Linked DNA regions of Mus musculus: region 1 is linked to region 2. The links are chromatin contacts, found by Hi-C or POLR2A ChIA-PET in ENCODE. All regions are on one chromosome and are shown on one strand. Each heading gives the region's core, a stretch centred on a gene start or an enhancer-like site at or near the end of the contact. The rest is flanking DNA. Distances are from core to core; before and after follow the strand shown.

What was found. A loop is a pair of places that touch in the nucleus more often than their neighbours do. ChIA-PET counts read pairs that join two places held with the same protein, here RNA polymerase II (POLR2A).
Region 1: POLR2A ChIA-PET joins it to region 2 with 33 read pairs in Patski. The contact joins the promoter of Snhg16 here to the promoter of Rhbdf2 in region 2. A Hi-C loop is called at or near these places in 1 of 37 maps with a recorded cell type or tissue (mouse trophoblast stem cell). POLR2A ChIA-PET finds 5 or more read pairs at or near these places in 4 of 5 experiments (Patski and embryonic stem cell).

What each region holds. Positions count from the first base shown.
Region 1 is chr11:116,670,371-116,675,702 of GRCm38, forward strand. It overlaps Snhg16 (small nucleolar RNA host gene 16), which reads left to right and starts at 1,290. Exons shown (of 5, transcript NR_027821.1): 1 at 1,290-1,386; 2 at 1,794-1,985; 3 at 2,294-2,368; 4 at 3,568-3,701; 5 at 3,930-5,332. It overlaps Snord1c (small nucleolar RNA, C/D box 1C), which reads left to right and starts at 2,135; the gene lies at 2,135-2,212. It overlaps Snord1b (small nucleolar RNA, C/D box 1B), which reads left to right and starts at 3,777; the gene lies at 3,777-3,853. It overlaps Snord1a (small nucleolar RNA, C/D box 1A), which reads left to right and starts at 4,227; the gene lies at 4,227-4,302.
Region 2 is chr11:116,622,230-116,627,530 of GRCm38, forward strand. Rhbdf2 (rhomboid 5 homolog 2) reads right to left here and starts at 1,991. Exons shown (of 19, transcript NM_001167680.2): 1 at 1,949-1,991.

The sequences.
Region 1 (5,332 bases), core at 40-2,539, 47 kb after region 2:
AGAAATATACACGGATATGGTCATTAAGAGTGAGTAACAGATTTCCACATTAAAAAGATGATACAGGCTAAATGCTACAGAGTTCCATTTGAGGAGGACTGGAGGACCGGGCGAGGGTTGTGAATAAAAGGCTCTAGATCTTGTAAATTTAAACTAGCTTGTAAATAGGTATAAGTTCTGGCCCTGCCTTGCCATTTTGTCCTATTTAAAAATGAAGTCAAGATGCCCCATGCAAAATGATACTCTAAACGAACGAGGCAGGATCGAAAGACATGGAAAACACGCCCACGATAGAGGAAGAGGGTCCCTCATTCAGGAATCCTGTCAAGTCTCTTGCCAACAGAGAAACAAGAATTCTGGCATAATTACCAACTGCTGAAGGCCCTTTTGCCCTTCCCAGATATTAAACTACAATTTTTCAGCGACCCTCACCAATTACACCACCCCCACCCCCATGCAACCCCTAGCGACTTGTGCCTACAGTTCCATCCAACGCTTCTCTGGGGCCAGCACACTTATTTCACTTACCAAGATAGCAAGAAAGTGGGGAGGGGGTGTCTCCTAGCAACCTTTTAAGATGTAACTCACGAGCTACTAGAATTATACATGGCTAACACAATCAATTGCAACTCTCCTTGAGCCAGTTCCCACCCTGGGTATGCATTCTTCTTGAGCGCTTCTCTTTCTCCTAATCCTCACACTAAACCCCTCTATTAAAATGGTTTTTATCTCCAACTTATACCGGCTAGTCCTCAGCGCCGATTTCATTGTATCTTCCCTGTGAGAACAGTGCCACAGGCAGGCGAATACCTGGGGCTGCTGCTGCTGCTACTGACGGTCGCCCCTGCAGCTCTCGAGTGCCCCCTGCCGCCGGAACCCGCTCTCGCCCCCATCTTAAAAGCTTCTGCCCATTCCCTGGGACTCTCCCTGGACTTCACTAAGGAACTAAGCCAAGTGACATTTCTCCACCCCAGATAAAAATCTGCAGCACAATTAACGAGCCTCAGTTTCCTCAACGGTCCCTGAACCCTCGAACATTCTCCACCTCCCCAGACTTAGCGGGGGACCGCCGAAGTTCACAGTCCAAGCTCCTTACCCCGAACCCTCTGCTGCCCCTGGTGGCTGCCACCATCTTACCCCTTTCTCTTCACTCAATGTGAGGTGAGACGACCCATTCTTGGCAACGGTAGATTTAGAACTACATTTCCCATCAAACCATTCTCGACATCGCGAGAGTTCCGGCGAGACTTGCGGAGGGGAGGGAAAACGGGAAGACTGCGCGCAAGCGCGATCTCGTCCTTTCCGAGGTCCTCTGCCGCGTGTTTGGAAGTTATGGCCGCGCGGGTCTGTGGTGTTCTCCCTGAAAGGCCTAAGCTTTGGGTGATGGTAAGTTGTGGAAAAGGGAAGATGAGGTTTTTCCTACACATACCGTCGACACGCTTGCTCTCTCCGGAGGTGACGTGTCGACGATCAGCCCTTTCCTTTGCTATTGTGGGCCTTAGGAGGTCTGAGATGCTGTCTAAGGAAATGCTCCCCAGACTGCGAGACGTTTGATGCGGACGGGATGAAGCCCTTTTTGGTCTTCGATCTCCCTTCTCTTGGGGCGGGGAGCGGTCTTCTCTCTGTGACCCAAAGCCAGCCATGTGCTCAGCTCTGTCTTCCCTGGGGTCTCCATTGAGGGTGGTGGCCTTAAGTGAACACGAGTGACTCCTGCTAACTACAGATTGTCATGAACGGGATTGAAAACTGAAAGCCGTTAGCTCTAACGCGGCATAACTTCTCCTTCCCCGAAGGCATTGCCTTTTGGCACTCGGGAGACAAGATGCAGGTTCCGTCTCAGAAGTAATGGCTGGATCCCTGAAAGCCAACGGGCTCGGTGTGGTCCACCCGTCAGAAGGCATAGGTAGATGGTGGGCATCTGCCTCAGACATAGTTCTCAAGTTCAGCCAGAAGAATGCGCGTTGAGCCCTCTGCAGCCCGTGTCGGTAAGGGTTCCAAACAAGTCCAGAAGAGGGTCTGTGCCGGTGTAATTTGGGGCTATAGAGTGTCGTTCTGCAACTCAACGTGGTTGCCAGAACCGGATTTCCAAAAATGAGTTGGGTTGGCACTGGGGGGTTTGGGGGGCCTCTTGCTGGTTGAGCTGAGGATGATTTAAGTTATCCCTGTCTGAAATGACACTTTTGTGAAGAGTCATGGTTTACTGAGGCTCGACGTTTTGAGGTCTGTTTTGAGAATGACCACAGTAAGGTTGCTTCTGTTAGAATGAAGTGGGATCTCTTTATTACTCCTTCAGACGGAGGTGTTGTCTCCAGGAAGCATCATGGAAAGGCGTGGTGGTGCACAAGGGCCTTCAGGATGCCTGCGCCTGGTAAGAGCTTCATAGAGTCGCAGGGGTTGTGGTAGCTGGGAAGGGTTGGTTGTTAGGTTTGGGGTGGGGGTGGGGTTAGAGGTTGTTGGGGATTGATTGTCCAGAGGAGGGCGTGGTCCTCCTTACTCAGCACTCTCACAAGCTGCATTTAACATTGGTGAATACAAAATTGTTCCTCACTCAACTGCTAAGTAAACTGACGTTCAGTGAGTGGGTTCTGTTTCTTTTGTATATGCGTGTGCCACTGCATCTATGTGTCTGGTTGACTTGAGTGAGTTTGGTTTCCCCTTTAGCCACCAAGCTGTTTTTTGGCCTAGAAATTGGGTTAAGTAAAGATTTGGGCCTGCTACCTGGGAGTAGCACAGAGCCTTGTCTTCTGTAACACAGAATCACTGGCTTCCAAACCTGGATATCTCTCAGAACACGTAAAAAGTGTTAAAATACACACATTTCCACCCAGGTCAGTGGATGAGACGGGTATGGAGTGGAATTAAGAGTCCTCGAGGTTTGAGCAGGCATGGAGAAACGGTTTGATGACCATTCTCACAGCAAGACCAGAGCACTGGCTATGTTTAAGCACCTCCTGAGATAGGTTTTTTTAATCCTCAGTCTTAACAGACAGCCATATGCTTTTGTACATGTGGGTGGGGAAAGGAGACACTCCTTTGTATAGTGTCACCTCTTAGTGGCAGGTGTGGTAATGGCTGCCCTTCAGTAGGGTCGCTGTAGTGGGTGACCTGTACCATTTTAGGGATTTCACTGATAGTCTACAAAGACTTGCCAAAGACTCTGGCTCAGCTGTAAGGCAGATGCTGCTGGAAGTGACCTTTTTCCAGAGTCTTCCCTTGTAACCTGGATTGGCCTTGCATTTGTTGTGGAACAGGGGTTGGGTTCAAACTCATAATTCTGTCTTGGCTTCCTTCCTGTGAGTCACCTTGTCTTTAAGAGGACAGGAGTGATTAGAGAAATGGCTTAGTGGTTAAGAACATTTGCTGAATCTTTTTTAAAAACTTGTAAAAAGTTCTCGTGCACAAAGGCTGACCTGCTGTGGGAGCTGAGTCCATGATGATATAAAGCTATCTGTCTGGAGGCCTTTCTGTGTGGAGTGTGGATGCCTGAAACTCAGCCTTCCGGGCTTGCCTGGAAGACTCCATGTGAGTTTTTTAGAGTTAACCTTGTGTGTGTTTCCTTACTGATAGGTGACGGCTGCGCCTCAGGTTCTGGGCCTGACTCGGAAGGGTGCCTGTGAGCAGAAGAGCTGGCACGCGCAGCTCAGTGGACCATCAGTGCCAACCCGTCCTGTACCCTGGCTGAGGGGTGTGCTAAGTGGCAGGCAAGTTTCAGCAGGATTTTTTCGTTTCTTCGCTAGGTTTGTAGCTCTCTTGTGACAGACAAGCGATTGTCACTGGTTGAGCTGAGGATGATTTAAGTTATCCCTGTCTGAAATGACACTTTCTGAAGAGTCATGGTTTACTGAGGCTCGACTTTTAAGACCTATTTTGAGAATGTCCACAGTAAGATTGCTTCTGTTAGAGTGAGGTGTGTTGTCTTCGTTACTCAGATTCCCGGTTGGCTCATCGTAAGGCGTGGCACAAAATCACCATCGAAAGAAAGGGCCTTCGGGATGCCTCTATCTGGTAAGAGCTTCACAGAATTGCAGGGGTTGTGGTTGCTGGGAAGGGTTAGTCTGTTAGATCAGGTGCTGCAGAATCGAGTGTAACCCTTCCTCCCTTTAGTCTTACTGTGTAGCCCGTGCTGGCCTGCAACTTGCTATGTAGACCTGGTTGACCTCAAACTCAGTTTGTGGCCTTTCAGGTGCTGGGATTTTCATGTTCTCATTTTGTGTTCCCGAAAAGCCCATAAGCCTATGATGGATTGGTTATCCCTGTCTGAAGATTTCAGCTGAGGGAAAATACTCTATTCTGAGGCTTAGGGGTGTGGCTCCATGCTTGAAGAAATTTGAGCTTTATAAGGGATCAAGTTAAATAGACTCCATAGAGAGCTGTGTGCCAACCTCCCAAAACCTAAGGTCTAGTTGCCTGTTAATCCTCCTCCTTGGGTGCTCTGAGGGCAAAGTCCCTGAGTTAGCAGAAATGGGCGGGCTGCCAGCACCTGTCCTGTGCTCACTGGAGTGAGACATGCTGGTCACATAGTTCTAGAAAATGAATGTCTTCCTTTAGAGGAGGCAGGGATGTAAGGCGTGCCATGAGAATGCTTGACGACTCTGTCGTTGCCTCTAGCGGTGCTGACATTTAGAAAAGAAGTTGTGGCCCTGGCAGCCTCCTAAGTATCGTCTCCTTGATGGCACAGAAACAAGTGGCGGGCTTGGGGGGGGGGGGGCTTTGCTCAGCCCAGCCTTAGTAATGCAGTGTACACTGTGTCCTTTTTCTCTATGGAATCTGGGGGGTGGATATGGGCTTACACTAAAGTAGCTGTACTTGTGGAATTCTCTGCAGGGTGGCTCTGCTTGCCTTCACTTCTGAGTGGACTCAGGTTCAGGTCCTCAGGGATTTGGTTGAATATAAATACTCTGATGTTTCATGAGAAACCTTTTTTTGGCCACTTACCAGGAACTTCTTAAAACTTTCTTTTAAAAAAAAAGTTAGCAGCCTGCTTCTGAACTTGGCTGGTGCCTGCCTGTGTGTAGCGCACACAGTGCCTTGTGATGGCGGCTGGAATCCCAGGACTATCTGATAATGCTTGTTCCTAAAGTTTGTAGTTTTGATCACTTAGCTGCCTGTCTCCTTCAGGTTCTTTCCTTGTTTCTAGGTTATTGCCCTGTAGTGCCAGAGAGAACCACATAGCCTGCTGCTGCTCCTGCCTTTAATTTCCCAAAGAGTCATCAGACGACCTTGGAGTTTGTTCTGCAAGAGGAGCCAGTAAGGCCTCGTGACTGTGGTCACCCTCGGAAGCCTTTGACAGCTAGCTGGTGAGGGCGCTCAGTCGGAGGCCCTGGGGAGGCCC
Region 2 (5,301 bases), core at 741-3,240:
ACTCTTGACTCTCCTGCCACTACCTGCCAATGCTGGGACATCAAAGCACACACCACCAAGTCTAGCTACACATCAGGGTTTTATGGTTAAAAAGACCAAAATCAATCAACCAACCAACCAACCCGAGACTCCTGCCCCGCCCCCAGTCCCACCACTCCCTTCTCACCCCACCAGGGCTCTCAAGCAAGAAGTGTCCAAAACTAGACAGGACAAAGGGAGATGGAAATGTTAGTTGCCGGAAGAGAGGATTCTGGCCCTGACCTACCCAGCCAGCAACAGCCTCACCTCCATTCCCAGAAAGCTAAGAGTACAGCCCAGGAGCCCAACTCCGCGGTTTTGGGGGACCCCGTGGGTGGAAAGCTCTTTACCAGCCTCCATCCTTTACTGTCACTCAGCAAATACTACAGCAGGGCCTGAGCTCACCCTGACCAGGATTCCTACCGCCCCAGGGGCAACCCATCCTGTTGGAAGGAAAGAGAGGAGCCACAGGGAATCAGTGGACCCGTTATTCCTTGGATGTTACTTTCCTGGTGTAAATAGCTAGGGGAGTCAGTTCTGTGTTCAGAAGGAAAATTCCAGTTGGTCACATGGCATTCCGCTATCCGGGAGACCTCAGCTCATCCAGCTTTGGGAAACTCCATGGGAACAGAGCTTGGTCCTGCCCTTCCTCCATCCCCAGGGCTACTCTGGCTTACCTTGAGCTTATCCTGTGTCTGAAGCTATCCTGGGTAAAGTACTACAGACCTGTGCTTCGAGAGAGCCACTGTTCCCAGCTTCTCCTCCACAGGGCCAGTGGCCAGCCAGGGCGAAGCCTGCCCACCTATCTCTTTATCTCTCACTGAGATTCGTCCTGGCCCTTCCCAGCCCCTGGAGAAACTTAGGTAGGGAGAGAAATTCACAAGAAGTACCCTAGTGGGCTGGTGGTCATAGGACGGTCACTCAATGTTGACTTTTGAGGGGCCAGATTCTGTACTGTGGGGCAGACCTGTGATGGCCAAGTGTCTCCAGGGATTGTCAAATATCCTTAGCGGGCAAAAGCACCCCTAAGCTGAGAACCACTGCTTGAAACCAAGTTTCATTTTCTTCTCCCTGACTACAATCACAACAGCACAACATAGATGCTGGGGACAGTATTTCACCACAAGATGTCACCCACACTGGAACCCCCAATGCAGCTGGTTGAGAAACAGCAACCGCTCCACCTATGAGGCAATCCCTCAGGTACACCTCACCTTCGCTCTCTATGTCCCGGCCCTACAGACTCGCGGCTCGGTGTTTCCTGGAGTTGAATCAAGGTATGGACCTGGCTTCCCTTCTGCCCTGGGGTTGTGGTAGAGACCTGGGCCCTACAGACCTTTCGCTCCCTAACTTTCAATCCAATGCAGAAACATCAGCTGGGGGCCCAACTCTCCAAACCCCTCGGTCCTTAAGCCAGGACTCCTGAGTACACTTTCTGAGCCGCGGACTACTCTGGCGGTGTGAGCCTTCCCCATCCCCCACCCCCGCACCTGTTACTACCACGGCGGCGAAGCTCCACGCACAAAACGCTGCCCGAGGACTTTGGAAGTTCACCCGGGAGACAGGGGAATATAGTCTTAAGGTCTAAAAGGGATTTCTGGTTGGAGGCGGAGTCGCATGTTCCAACACTGGGCAGTGCCCTCTCTTCCTCTCTGGGCTTTTAAACTTTTGCGCAAACCACGCGCCCAGACATCTGGTGACTGTGCCCCGGGGAACCCCTTTAGGCGTCCTGGTCCCAGCAGAGGCCAAGGATCTGCGGGAGGGATCCAGCGGTCCCGCGGGCACAGAGTCCAGCCTCGGCCTCTAGGGCGCTCTGCGGGGCGCACAGCCCCCGACCTTCCCCGCGGCCGAACGGGGCAGCCCCGTGAATCCCTGGCCACCCGCGGCCTAGCGGACCCGAGCTCCGCCGCACCCAATTCCCCGTGCTCACCTCTCGGAGGCCCCACGTCCCGGGAAGCGGCTGAGAGCAGAGTGGGCAGCGGCGGGGCGGCGGCTACAAGGCTGAGCGCCAGCGCTCCGCCTCTTCCCTACCTGCGCGAGGGCGCAGGGGCGGGGACTGGGTGTGGGCGGGGCCTCATTGAGGCGGGGCTTCTTGGTGTGTGGGCGGTGCTTCGGGGGGCGTGGTCGGCCCGCGGCTTCTGCCTGGGCTTGTAGCTCCTGCTGCTCCACTTATGGCCACATTTAAACACTTGCCTAGCACACAGATCTTAGGTTCGATCTCCAGCAACACACGCGCTCACACGGACACACCCCCATAACAACCAAGCAAAAACCACTCAATTTCCCCTTCTCTTTCTCGTGTGACCTCAGGCTCCTTTGACTCCAGGAGCCTCGACTAGGCTTGCATCCTTTCCAGAATCCCCGATCGATCGCTGCAGCTACATCGTCTAGGAAGCCTTGGCCTTCTCTAGCTGCTGTCTCTCCTTCGTCCATTAGAATGATCTCTCCTCAGGCCTGGCATCCCTTCTAGGCCAGACCGGGTCCTTGCTGGAAGTTGGGTCTTGTCCCCTTAACCACCCCAGGACTAAACACAGAGCAGTTGGAAAGGCAACCGAGGTATATGCTAGTTCTTGGGACTGTCCCTTAGGAAACTGTGAATGTTGCTCTGCACCCAAGGACACAGAGGCTTCTTGCTAAGGCTGAAAGCTGGCTCTCACAGTAACTGGCAATAGATGCAGAGGAAGGCCCTCCACATCTCCGTGTCATGAACAGCCCCCAGGCCCAGGCTTTGGATACTCTAGCCTGGCCAATACTGACCAAGTAACTTGCTTTGTTGGCTGTAATGAGAAATAACTATATATGACTCCAGCTAACAGAGCCGGGGGTTCAAATCCTGATCTGCCATTGACTGCTCCTGTGGTCTTAGATGAATCCCCTAAGCCTCCTCGGTCTCAGCTTTCCCCTCTCTGTGTGGTAGCAGTAACAGGGAGCATTTGTGGGGCCCCTGGCTCTAACTAGCAGCTGCTGTTATCTTTGCTATTATTAGTAGTGGTGACGGCCGGCCCTCCCTCAAGTTTAAGCCACAGGCTTTTATCCTCCTTAGCCCACGTCTCTAGCCACCTTGAGCCCATAGGAGCTGGGCTGTGCCTCCTCATCTCCCTCCTGGACCCAGATATCCCTCCCTTAACTCGGCTCTGGGTGGTGCCATCTTGTGATGTTCTTACCCACTTCCTGGTAGAGTACCACTCTTCATGTTCGCGTACCTAGCCCTGTACGAAGGCCTACATTTATGACACCCTGTCCAACACTCCCATGCTCCCACCTACGAGCACTCGCCGGACCTGTCAGCTCCTGAACAAGAACAGCAGGCCGGAGAAGGGCAGGGGGTGCCACTGATACAGATGCCTAGGGCCTGGGTTAGCCCCTCACTTGGGATTTGATGTGGAAACTTACGGCAGGCAGGAAATGGCAGAGGAACGAACTAGACCTGTACCCCCAGGTCTGGAGTCCCTATCCTCAGCCCCTGCACCAATGGCCTCAGTCTTTCTTTCTGAAGTCCTCGCCCAGCCAGAGAGTATGGAGAGACCACCACCAGGGGGCGCTGCAGCAGAGCTGCTTTCAGAGGTGAGCCAGGTCTCTGGGCTCTTGTTGCTCTTAACCACCCTGCCCCCAGTCTGCCACGTTGGTGGGTTGGGTAGAGCAGAGGTTAAAAGCACTGACTGCTCTTCCAGAGGTCCTGAGTTCAACTCCCAGCAACCACATGGTGGCTCACAACCATCTGTAATGGGATCTGATACCCTCTTCTGGTGTGTCTGACAGCTATAGTGGACTCATATAAATAAAAGAATTTTTAAAATTTATTTTATTTTTTTATTTTCAAGATAGTGTTTCTCTGTGTAGCCCTGGCTGTCCTGAAACTCACTCTGTAGACCAGGCTGGCCTCCAACTCAGAAATCCTCCTGCCTCCCAAGTGCTGGGATTAAAGGTGTGTGCCACCACTGCCCGGCAATAAATAAATCTTAAAAAAAAAAAAAAAAAAGTGGGGCAGGGGAAATAATTATATGGTTGGAAGCTTTTGCTGATGTTGCAGAGACCCAGGTTCAGTTCCCAGCATGCACTTGGGATCTTGCAGACAGCCTTAACTCAGTTTCAGAGATCAAATGCCCTTCTTATACCTCCACAGGCATGTACATCATAATACATACTTAACACATACATACATACATACATACATACATATATGACACAGGCAAAACACTAATTCATGTAAAAATAAATAAATAAAATGTGTGTGCACCACATGCTTAGAGCTTTAGTTACTTCCTATTAGGCAGGGTGGCAAACTTCTCCTTCCCAGTCTCCAGCCACGGAAAGGCAAGGCTGGGGCAAAGACAGATAATAACCCCAAACTTGGGAGCTGTTTCTCTGAAGCACAGGCAGGGAGCCATTTAGTGACCCCTCCACATATCCTTAGGAAACCATGCTGAGAGCGGCAAAAGAACCAGCCCTGGGGGTTGGGGTGCAGGTGGGAGGCTGGACTTGCCTGGCATGCGTGTGAGTTCCATCATGTGAGGATCATTCTGTCTGTCCCATGGCAGCAAAGAGCATCAGGCAGAAGAGGCACCGTGGGGCTGCTGGAACCATTCAGGCCCAATCCACCTCTCAGCCTGGCAGATGCTACTCTGGCACCTGGGCTGGGCTGGGCTGGGCTGTGTCCTCACTGCTGGACGGTTGGGCTGTGTCCTCACTGCTGGACGGCTGGGCTGTGTCCTCACCCCTGTACGGCCAAGGACGAGAATATGCATGATGCTTCGGTGACATCAGAGACTTGTGCCATGCCGCCCTAGCCCTGGAGATGGAGAGATCACAGACTTGGCTGCAGTAAACCACCTCTCCTGCCTGGTGTGGGAGAGTGAGAAACAGTTGGGTGTAACGTGTGGGAATGTCACATTGCAGCTGTTAAAAGCAATGAGGTAACTGTGTGTTGATAGGGAATTATCTCCAAAATGCCCTTGAGTAGAAAAACAAAAAGTGGAATGCATACACTTGCTATGTTTTTATAACTTAAAAAAAACTGTAAAAAATTGAAATAAATACTGAAAAAATTGAGACAGTACTTTGCTCTGTAAAGCAGACTGGCTTGAATATTTTTTTATTCCCTTATCTTGTCTTGAGACAAAGTTTCACTATGTAGCCTTGGCTGGCCTGGAATTTACTATCTAGCCCAGACTGGTCTCAAATTCACAGAGATTCACCTGTCTCTGCCTCTGCCTCCTGGGAGCTGAGGTTAAAGATGTGAACCAGCACGCCCAGCTGGCCTGCAACTTTTTTGTTTGTTTGTTT